2 separate regions of the Homo sapiens genome follow, and region 2 is linked to region 1. The links are chromatin contacts, found by Hi-C or POLR2A ChIA-PET in ENCODE. All regions are on one chromosome and are shown on one strand. Each heading gives the region's core, a stretch centred on a gene start or an enhancer-like site at or near the end of the contact. The rest is flanking DNA. Distances are from core to core; before and after follow the strand shown.

The links. Hi-C counts contacts between places; a loop is a spot of excess contacts on that map. ChIA-PET counts read pairs that join two places held with the same protein, here RNA polymerase II (POLR2A). Pooled maps may share reads with other maps.
Region 2: a pooled map shows a loop between it and region 1 (5-fold over the local background). The contact joins the promoter of FLJ13224 here to the enhancer-like site in region 1. A Hi-C loop is called at or near these places in 1 of 37 single-sample maps with no recorded cell type and 1 of 50 pooled maps. POLR2A ChIA-PET finds 5 or more read pairs at or near these places in 1 of 52 experiments (activated T-cell).

The regions. Positions count from the first base shown.
Region 1 is chr12:29,162,554-29,166,795 of GRCh38, reverse strand. All of the region lies in intron 1 of FAR2 (fatty acyl-CoA reductase 2), which reads right to left. Among named protein-coding and RNA genes, the nearest start is that of FAR2, 15 kb to the right of the region's middle. Within about 2 kb of position 1,880, at least 10 of the 41 ENCODE cell types and tissues checked have a DNase peak (open chromatin) inside an H3K27ac peak, as active enhancers do.
Region 2 is chr12:31,321,581-31,325,822 of GRCh38, reverse strand. It overlaps FLJ13224 (a long non-coding RNA gene), which reads right to left and starts at 1,507. Exons shown (of 1, transcript NR_026806.1): 1 at 1-1,507. All of the region lies in intron 1 of SINHCAF (SIN3-HDAC complex associated factor), which reads left to right. RefSeq lists an enhancer at 1-584.

The DNA of each region.
Region 1 (4,242 bases), core at 631-3,130:
TCACTGTCCAAGAGTGAACTGTCAGATTTAGAGATTTCAGATATAGCTGTCTGGAGCAATGTCAAAGCCTGAGGACTTGCCTTGGAAGTAGGTTTCTAAAAATCGGGTGCTTTAGTGCTTAAAATGAAAACTGATGAAAGTGTGAGGTCAAAGCATCAGAGTGCTGAATGTTCATCCACATGGACTTCAATGTTAAGAATACTCTCAGAAGTAGGAAAGGAGAGGACATATGTGAGCCACATATTTGATAAATATCAGGGAATAATCTGGAGGTGACGGGCAACAGCAACAAGGACTGACAGAAGCTATGGAAATTGCCAAAGAGGAGAGGCTTTCCTTTTGGTCAGAAAGCAGAGATCTGCATTATCAACATGGAAAGATAAGACAACACTTGGTCCACCTCACAAGGTTACTCAGGGACTCACATAAAATAATGGACATAATAAGTCCTCCAAGGAGTGTTAAATGTAATTTAAATGAAAATTACTATTATCATGTATAAAATTATGTATAGATATAGATATTAAAGTCTGTACACACACACACAAAAGACCTTATCAGTCTTAGATACTGTCAATACCATTTACTATTAATATATCAGCAACTCTTATAATTTACATCTTAGACTTTATATTAACAATTCTCAAAGCATTTCATGCACATATTTCAGTATCTTCTCACAAAAACCTTGGGAGATAAATAGTGTAGATGTTGTTATTCACAGATGAGGAAACTGAGGATCAGAGACAAGTAGTGATTTGGCTAAGGCCGCTGTTAGTGACAGAGCCAAGACTGAAATTTTGATGAAAGAAATTTACAACTTCTAACTGCTATAGGACAGGAGAAAGCTTTTTACCAGGTGTTTATTTGCTTCCTGTTTTTCCTATACAACAACATCTAGGACATTTGGACACCTGATAACTCTGTTCTATATTTTTTTTCTTAATTACCATGTATTAGAATATTAGAACTCTGTGAACTTAAATGTATTGAATTTGCAAGGAAACTCTAACCTCAACAGCTAATTTCCTCTTCAAGGCTCCAAATGTTTACCTATTTGGTACAACTGCTTTCCAAACTGTCCTTGATAACAAAGACACTCTGTTCTTGAAAAATTTGATCATCGAAAAAGAAGAAAATCATTTTTCATTGATTTTCAGGCAAATATGATGCTACTTTTAATAGAAATGTGTCTACTACATTCAAACAAAATGGGAATATTTCAACACCCAAAGCATTCTTTAGGTTAGTTCTCAAAGGAGATTTTTGAGTTGGAACTCTCTCCTAACCAAAATTATGCTTTCAATAATAACTATATTTTTATGTTAATTGCTTGCTTAATGATTACATTTTAAACTTTGTGGGCCTAATTTTCCTCGTCTGTGATCCCTGGGATTGATGCGACAAACTTTTTGTAAAGTGTCTTGCACTTGTGAAACATTCAGTAATTAGTAAGGGTGATTTTAATCAGCCATAATTTGTAATTCTGAATTTCATCCTTAGAGTATTTCCTTCTTTTGTGTAAAATGTATCACTAGGGTGACACCAACAAGAGAAAATAAACTATTGCAAACTTGAATGGTTGCAAACTTGAAACCACAGCCTAACGTAGGAGAGGTTTACATACTAATTACTTAAAATGTGAAGCAGATAGGGAATCATCTCCTTAAGCAAGATACAAATACCTGAAAACAAAGAGAAAATATTCAGCAACTTCAGCTACATTAATAGTAAGAACTTCTGTGCTTCAAAAACACACAAAAAAGGAAGTGAAAAGACAATTCACAAACTGGAACATATATTATAAACCAACAGTATGAGTCATCGTTAATCTGTTTATGACACCAGGCAACAGCAAGTAAATAGTTCTGTAAGGAACTCCACTCATACTGCTTTTACTGCTAGGGTGTCCAGCTTGCTACTGTGTCCCTGTGATTTAAAAGACACAGGAAAGATACATCTTTAGTTTAGTTTTGTTTTTCCTGCTTCTTTAACATCTCTCTGCATCTTGGTTCATGCACAATTGGAGACTCATCACACGAACAGTCTAAGACTCGTCAAAGTCATGCAACTAGAACAGGGTTCTTCAGTAGCCTCTGTGTCTGTCCTACTCCTCAGTTCATGGCTCAGAGCTGGAGCTCCCTTCACTCTCCCCTCCGTTCTTCCCTCTTCTTAGCCTTAGATATGCCCTTCTCCTTTTCCCGTCTCTGCAGGGCCAGCCGGGGTGTCCAGAATACCAAGGGCCTTCAGATGTTGGATGACCAGTATGTCACCAATATCACACCCTGTGAGGGAGATGGAAACTAGGCCTGCTGGTACCAAGAGTTGGGCTAGGGAGGGAGTGAGGGTGGAGGACAAAAGAACAGGGAGAGGAAGCTAGCTCATCCGAGAACTTTGATGCTAAATTTCCTTTTGGAGCAGAAGCCAATTCCTGTCTAGATGCAGGCATGAGAAACAAGCAAAATGGCAGCAGCCGCGTCGGCAAAAGTAAACCCAGCTGTATTCCTAGGGACTAACTGCCTCATCAAGGCCTCGTGCCTGCATAAGTGAAGAATGGGAAAGAGACCTAAATAGGTGTACTATGCAATTCCTGATTGTTCTTCCTAAATGAAGCTTGGTGCAATCGATTTTGAAAAAGCTAAATGGCCTTAATAATAAGGGAAACACTTCCATAGTACTGTATTACGTGTTGAGCTCTGTCCTAAGCAGGTAACACACACGAACTCATTTACTTCTCAGTACAGCCCCTTAGAGGGTATCTATTATTAGGTCAAACCATATGAAATTGCCAACACTCAACCATTTTGACCTACAAAGGGCAATTGTGCATGGTTCAATCTGCATTTCACCTGCATTTTACAGATGAAGAAAGCCAAATGCAGAACATTCAAGTAACTTGCTAGTAAGTGACAAACCCTGATCTAGGCAATAGGGCTCCTGTTTCTGTGGCCGTGATTAACTGTGGAAATATCTGCCTCTCTACCACACTGAAATAAAATGATGGAAATGGTTTCTTCCAACCTAAAAATTCTATCCACGAATCTGTCTCCCAGTCTCCACACACCTATCTCTTCTTGACTTGCCTGTTTCTTTTGAAATGATATCACTGCTCACTCAGTCACTCAGCTGGAAATCTAAGAATGGATTTTGATTTCTTTATTTCTCTACCACCAGAATTCAAATCATATTTATTAAGTCTATCTCAGCAGAAGCTGCAGAATCATAGGACATGAGAGTGGAAAGGAACTTTAAAGATAATCTAGTCGTTTATCTGATGTAGACATAGAGCACAATCAGGACAATAGTCTGAACTCCTGGGTTCTGGTCACTGCTCTTCTCTGTCTACTACAGTTGTCACAATGGACAAATGCTGTGGATAATACCTCTTTGCTTCTCCAGAACTTCGGGACCAACTGTAATGCTGTAACTCTCACATATGACAATAGCTTGACTCACTAAACACATACTCAGTGTCAATCACTCTTCTAACGGAAGAATGAATTAGCAGATCAACTCTATGGTGGTTACTATTATAAACCCCATTTAACAAATAGAAAACTAAGGCACAGAGAAATAAAGTGATTTGTCCACGGTCACACATCTTGTAGACTAGCTCTAGAGGCTATGTCCTCCATTCATCCTTCATCCTGTCCTATCCTTCAGTGGGCAAACCTCAGACTTTGAGAAGGGGTTCCCAGGTCTCCCCTCACTCTGGGCTGAGTTGAATGTCCTATCTGCCAAACTCTCACAGCCTCTATTCATTATCACATTTATGTAAGTGACTACTTAGTTGTCTATTTTCTCCACTGGATTGCAAATGCCTTCAGGGCAATGACTGTGTTTTACTCTTCTTAATATTCACAGAATTTAATACAATACTTGGTACAATAATCATTGAATAAATACTCGTTGAATGAATGCGTCAAAGAATGAATGGCCACCTAGCTAATCTTTCTGCCTTCAATCTCTCCTTATTCCATGTCTTCCACCTTGATGAGAGTTGGGGGAACTAATGAGACAGTAAATGTGTGAGTATAATGAAGACAAGTGGGCCTTGTCTTCATTTGCCTTCCTTAATAATAAAAGATAAGCCTTTTGGTTATTTCTCCCCAAATGTTTGGTCAAGACCTTTCCACACTATTAATTTTTTTCACCAATAACCCTTATGTCTAGGATCCAAATTAATTTTAAATTGTATACTTTGATTTTTTAGAGTGATCTATTTCCAAGGGGATGCATTTA
Region 2 (4,242 bases), core at 258-2,757, 2.2 Mb before region 1:
TAGTGTGTATTTATTAATTGGGGAGGGTATTTGAGGCAAACCGAAAGTCTCGGGGCGGGGAAGTGAGTGGAGCCTGGGCATAATTGAGGAGTCGCCGGAGTTGAGGGATCCACGTTGAAGGTGACAATGACTTTTCTCCGCCGCAGTGTTCTCTCGCGGAAAGGAGCCCGGCGGCCGAAAGGCCCGAGAGGAAAGCGACTCGTTGGCCACCGCGCAGCGGCCGGGGTCGGTGCGTCCGCGTGGGCGCGAGGCGCGGGCAGGGTCGGGCGCCGTTGTGAAACCTCGTGGTTTAGTTGACTGCAGCCCTCGGACTAGGGTGGACAATAAACGCCATTCGCTCGGAAACTAAGTTGCCATCCGCTTCCGAGCTGGCGGCCGAGGGTCTTTAAATCGGCCTTTGGGGGTCAGTGCTGGGCTCTGCCGGAGCGCACGCGGCGTGGCGTTGTTTGCTCAACTCCGGAGGGATGCGGATGCGACAATGAGAGCAACACGCGGTCGCTTAAAAACAGCCCGTCTTCCACTCGCCTGCCCTCTTCGGACCGCGCCCAAGAGCCTCTGGTGTCCGGGGTGCTTTCGGAGCCCGAAGTTTTGCTCCCGGTGCGTTCACCTGTAGCGTAGGTGTGGGCGACACCGCGAGGGCTTCCCGTTTATGGGCGGCCGTCCGCGCTGTAAGATGGCCAGGGAAGCCAACTTGGCTGGAGATGGAGGCGGCGGCGTTGTGTACGCCGCGGGAGTCAGTGAACTCCGCAGGGCACTGCTTTTTGTGCTCTACGTGACAGACCACGTGCTTCGGGCTGCGACCCTGGTCCTTGTCCGAATGTCCAGCCCCGCGTGAGCCGTGGGATGCGGCCGCCGTCGGGCAGGTCCGGCCGGCAGGACAATGTGGTTTGCTGATGATGGCGTCTTGCCAGTTTAAAAAGCAGAGTGAAAGTCGCCAACTCTCCGCCCGTGCGGGGCGGATACTCCGGGCGTTTCTCATCAAGGACACTGCAAAACTTTGATTAAATGGGCCTGCTCCCGAGGGGAGGGTCGGGGGGCCAGGCTCCGGACTCTTCGGGGCGCGGGGTCCGGACCCCTACCCAGGGTGATCGTCCAGTGTCCGGCCCCTGCGAAACGCTCCGACATCCCTGATGCTGCACGTAGGCAGCGCCCGGCTGGACAGAAAACAAAGGGCTGCATGTGCCCGTGCGGGCCCCCGGCGCTCGGGGCCGCCGCCTGGGCGTAGGGCCGTGCAGGTCGGAGGCCCTCGAAGTTCGGGCGAGTTTCGGGAGGGGCTTTTGTCCCTCAGCCCCCTCGTGGGGAAACTTTGGCGGCGCTACTTGTGCGAGGTGCCATGCTGGTGCGTAGGGAGGCGGCGTGCTTCCCCGCTCCGGGCGTGCGGGCGGGCGACCGAGGGAGGCGGCAGTGCCCGGCGCTTCAGCCCTGGCGTCGGGGGTTGCGACGGCCGAGGGTTCCGGGGAGCTTGGCCCGGACTGCTCGGCCGGTTTCTCGTGGCCCGGGAGCCTGTGTCTGGGAGGTCTGTGGGTTCGCCTTTGAAGTCGAACTGTTGCCATGTTTGAATTACGTCAGGGCAAAGCCATGAGGAGGAACAAGCCCCGGCAGCGCGGCGTGCGGGAGGCGCGGCCTGCGGGAGGCGCCGGGCCGGGCTGGCGCGGGGCCCGTTGTTCCGGCGCAGGTGAGGGAGGTGGCGGCGAGCGACGCGGTTCACCTCCCGCTGCCCTCGCCCTCGCCCCGGCGAGCGGCCCCCGCAGGAACTTTCCTCCCGACGCGAGATGTCTTATTTACCAACAAATCCACCAGGGAGCATTCTTACTTGCTGGCTCGGCGTCTCTCTCGGCAGTCACCGGAGTGCCCGAGGGGGAAGCACGATTTACGGAAGGTGGGGACCCGAGGGCCCTGGGAGGAGCGGGGAGGCATTTTACTGCTTTCAGAGAAACGGGTGAGGGCGGCGAGCACCTCCTCCCCAGCCGAGCTGTGGCCCGCAAGTCCAGGGGACCCAGCCCCGACGACGCCCGATAAACCACCGTGGGGAAGTTCCGGGGCTCCCTGTTGCCCTACTAAGGGAAGTGAGGACTGTGGGCGAATTGTGCGTGCGGCCAGTTTCTTTGTGTGTTTCTAGGGGGTGGGGGGAGCGGGGAAGGGCAAGGTTTGTTTTGGTGTAGGGGGAGTTGGTTTCTTGAGGTGGTAGGGCGGTGCAGTTTGTTCTGGTAACTATGACCCTAGTCAGTTTCTTTGTTTTTATTTTCTTCCTGTAACCTTCCATTACTTCAGGCACTCGGAAGATTAGGATTTACTCTTGAGTTAAACAGGGACCCTATCCGAGACAGTTTTACCCCAGCAATTCTTTCTCCCCCTTCTTAAGTTGTCCTAAGGAGGGTTAAGAAAAGCTTTTCTTTTTCTTTTAATAATTTAAAAATGAATTTGACCTTGTTATTCAGAGTACGCTGAAAGCACCTGTTTTTGAACTGGAATTTGCCAGACTTGAAAAGCCTTTTAAAATTTTATGTCGCAAAATTGAACACATTTAGTTGCCCAATCTAAAAGTCTGGGAGTTTGTTTCTGGTGGAGTTTCGGAGAAAACCCTCATGGCATTTAAAGTATTTATATAATGATTTTGGGAAGGGGGATCTTTTTTAGGCGAAAGGTATGCGTGACTCAGTGTTTGGTGGTTATTCAGTGCCTTAGGATGACCTTGAAGAAGCAAATGTTTAGGGAGTTGGGCCTTTTGGAAACATTGTAAGGAGGCTGGGGAGCTGGCTGGGGAGGAAGCTGCTCAGGAAGATGACACAGGGTAACGGCTAGCTTCTTCCCAGATCCCGTGAACTGTGGTTGACCTTCTGGTTACCTCTCCTAGATTTTTCTTTTCAAGCTAACCTTTTCTTTTTTTGTATGTGGCCCCAGGCATAGCTCAAAAATTATGCTGGTTTGACACATGGATGCTTCTTTGGTATTTGGGGTTTGCCTGTAGTCTAGACATCCGATACCCACCACCATATCTGTTGCTTCTTTCCTGATTTCTCCTGCATTTGAATCATGTGTAAGGCCTAGAATCTAAGTGATCATTACTAGGAAATAATACCCTTGAATGCCCCTGCCCCCACACACCTAAAAATCGATACTAGTTGAAATCCATTTTTTTTCATTATTTTGTTATTAATAAACCTATTTTTCCCAAGTTTTGGTTGACCAAATTACAATACCAAAAGGCAACCTATATTAGTACATTTCTGTAGTAAATAGAAAGAGCATGTCAGGAAAATGAAAAACTTTGGACCTATTTTTCCCAAGTTTTGGTTGACCAAATTACAATACCAAAAGGCAACCTATATTAGTACATTTCTGTATTAAATAGAAAGAGCATGTCAAGAAAATGAAAAACTTTGGATTTAATAACTTTGGCTTTCCTTTCGCAGCTATTTCTCTGGGTCCTGTATTTAAAATGCATATGAGGTGCTTTGCAAATACGCTGAGATTGTTTGAGTTGTTTTTCTTAATTAGTATTTCATAGCTAAGTTATGGCTAGAATTTCCATTTCCTAGCAGATTTCATATACTACATACAGAGCTTAATGGTTTTTGTTTTACTAATTAGATGATGTAAAACAGAGATTTGGATTATCAATGTGAATGAATTCAGGGTGGGAAAGACCCACAGACAAGGTCTCTACTGCCTTCTCTTTGTATTGCTTTTGTGGGAGGTTGGAGATACGAAGTTCAATTGGTAGAATATTCTAGATCACTGGTGGACAGCAGGCCCCAAGTCTGTCTGTCCTTGCACAGTATTCTTAATTCTGTATATCTGGAACCTGAATGGTCAATTTTTTTTTTTTTCCCCCAGAGTGGTTATCAAGTCCTGGGAAATCCTGACTCATAGGGCTCAAACTCAGACATATTTATGTCAGAGAAGCAATTTAAGAACCATTTTACATGTAAAATAAAAGTTTTTCACTGGGGAAAGCATAAACTTTTAAATCTAAACCAACTATACAGGGCTCTTATGAGGATAAATTAATCAATTTACCATGCCAGGCACATAGTAGGTTGCTTTAAAAGTATGTCATTTTCGTTTTTTCTTAAGAGATGGTAGGAATATAATTGGTTGAGCAGAAAAGGAACACATGTATTGAGGCACGAAGTTTTGCTGTTCAGAGGTTTCTGGGTTAGTAATGCTTGGGTTTCAAAGCTGTCATCATCTTATAGTCACTTTGTGATCCAGTTTTTTTCATCTGTAAAATGGTAGTAA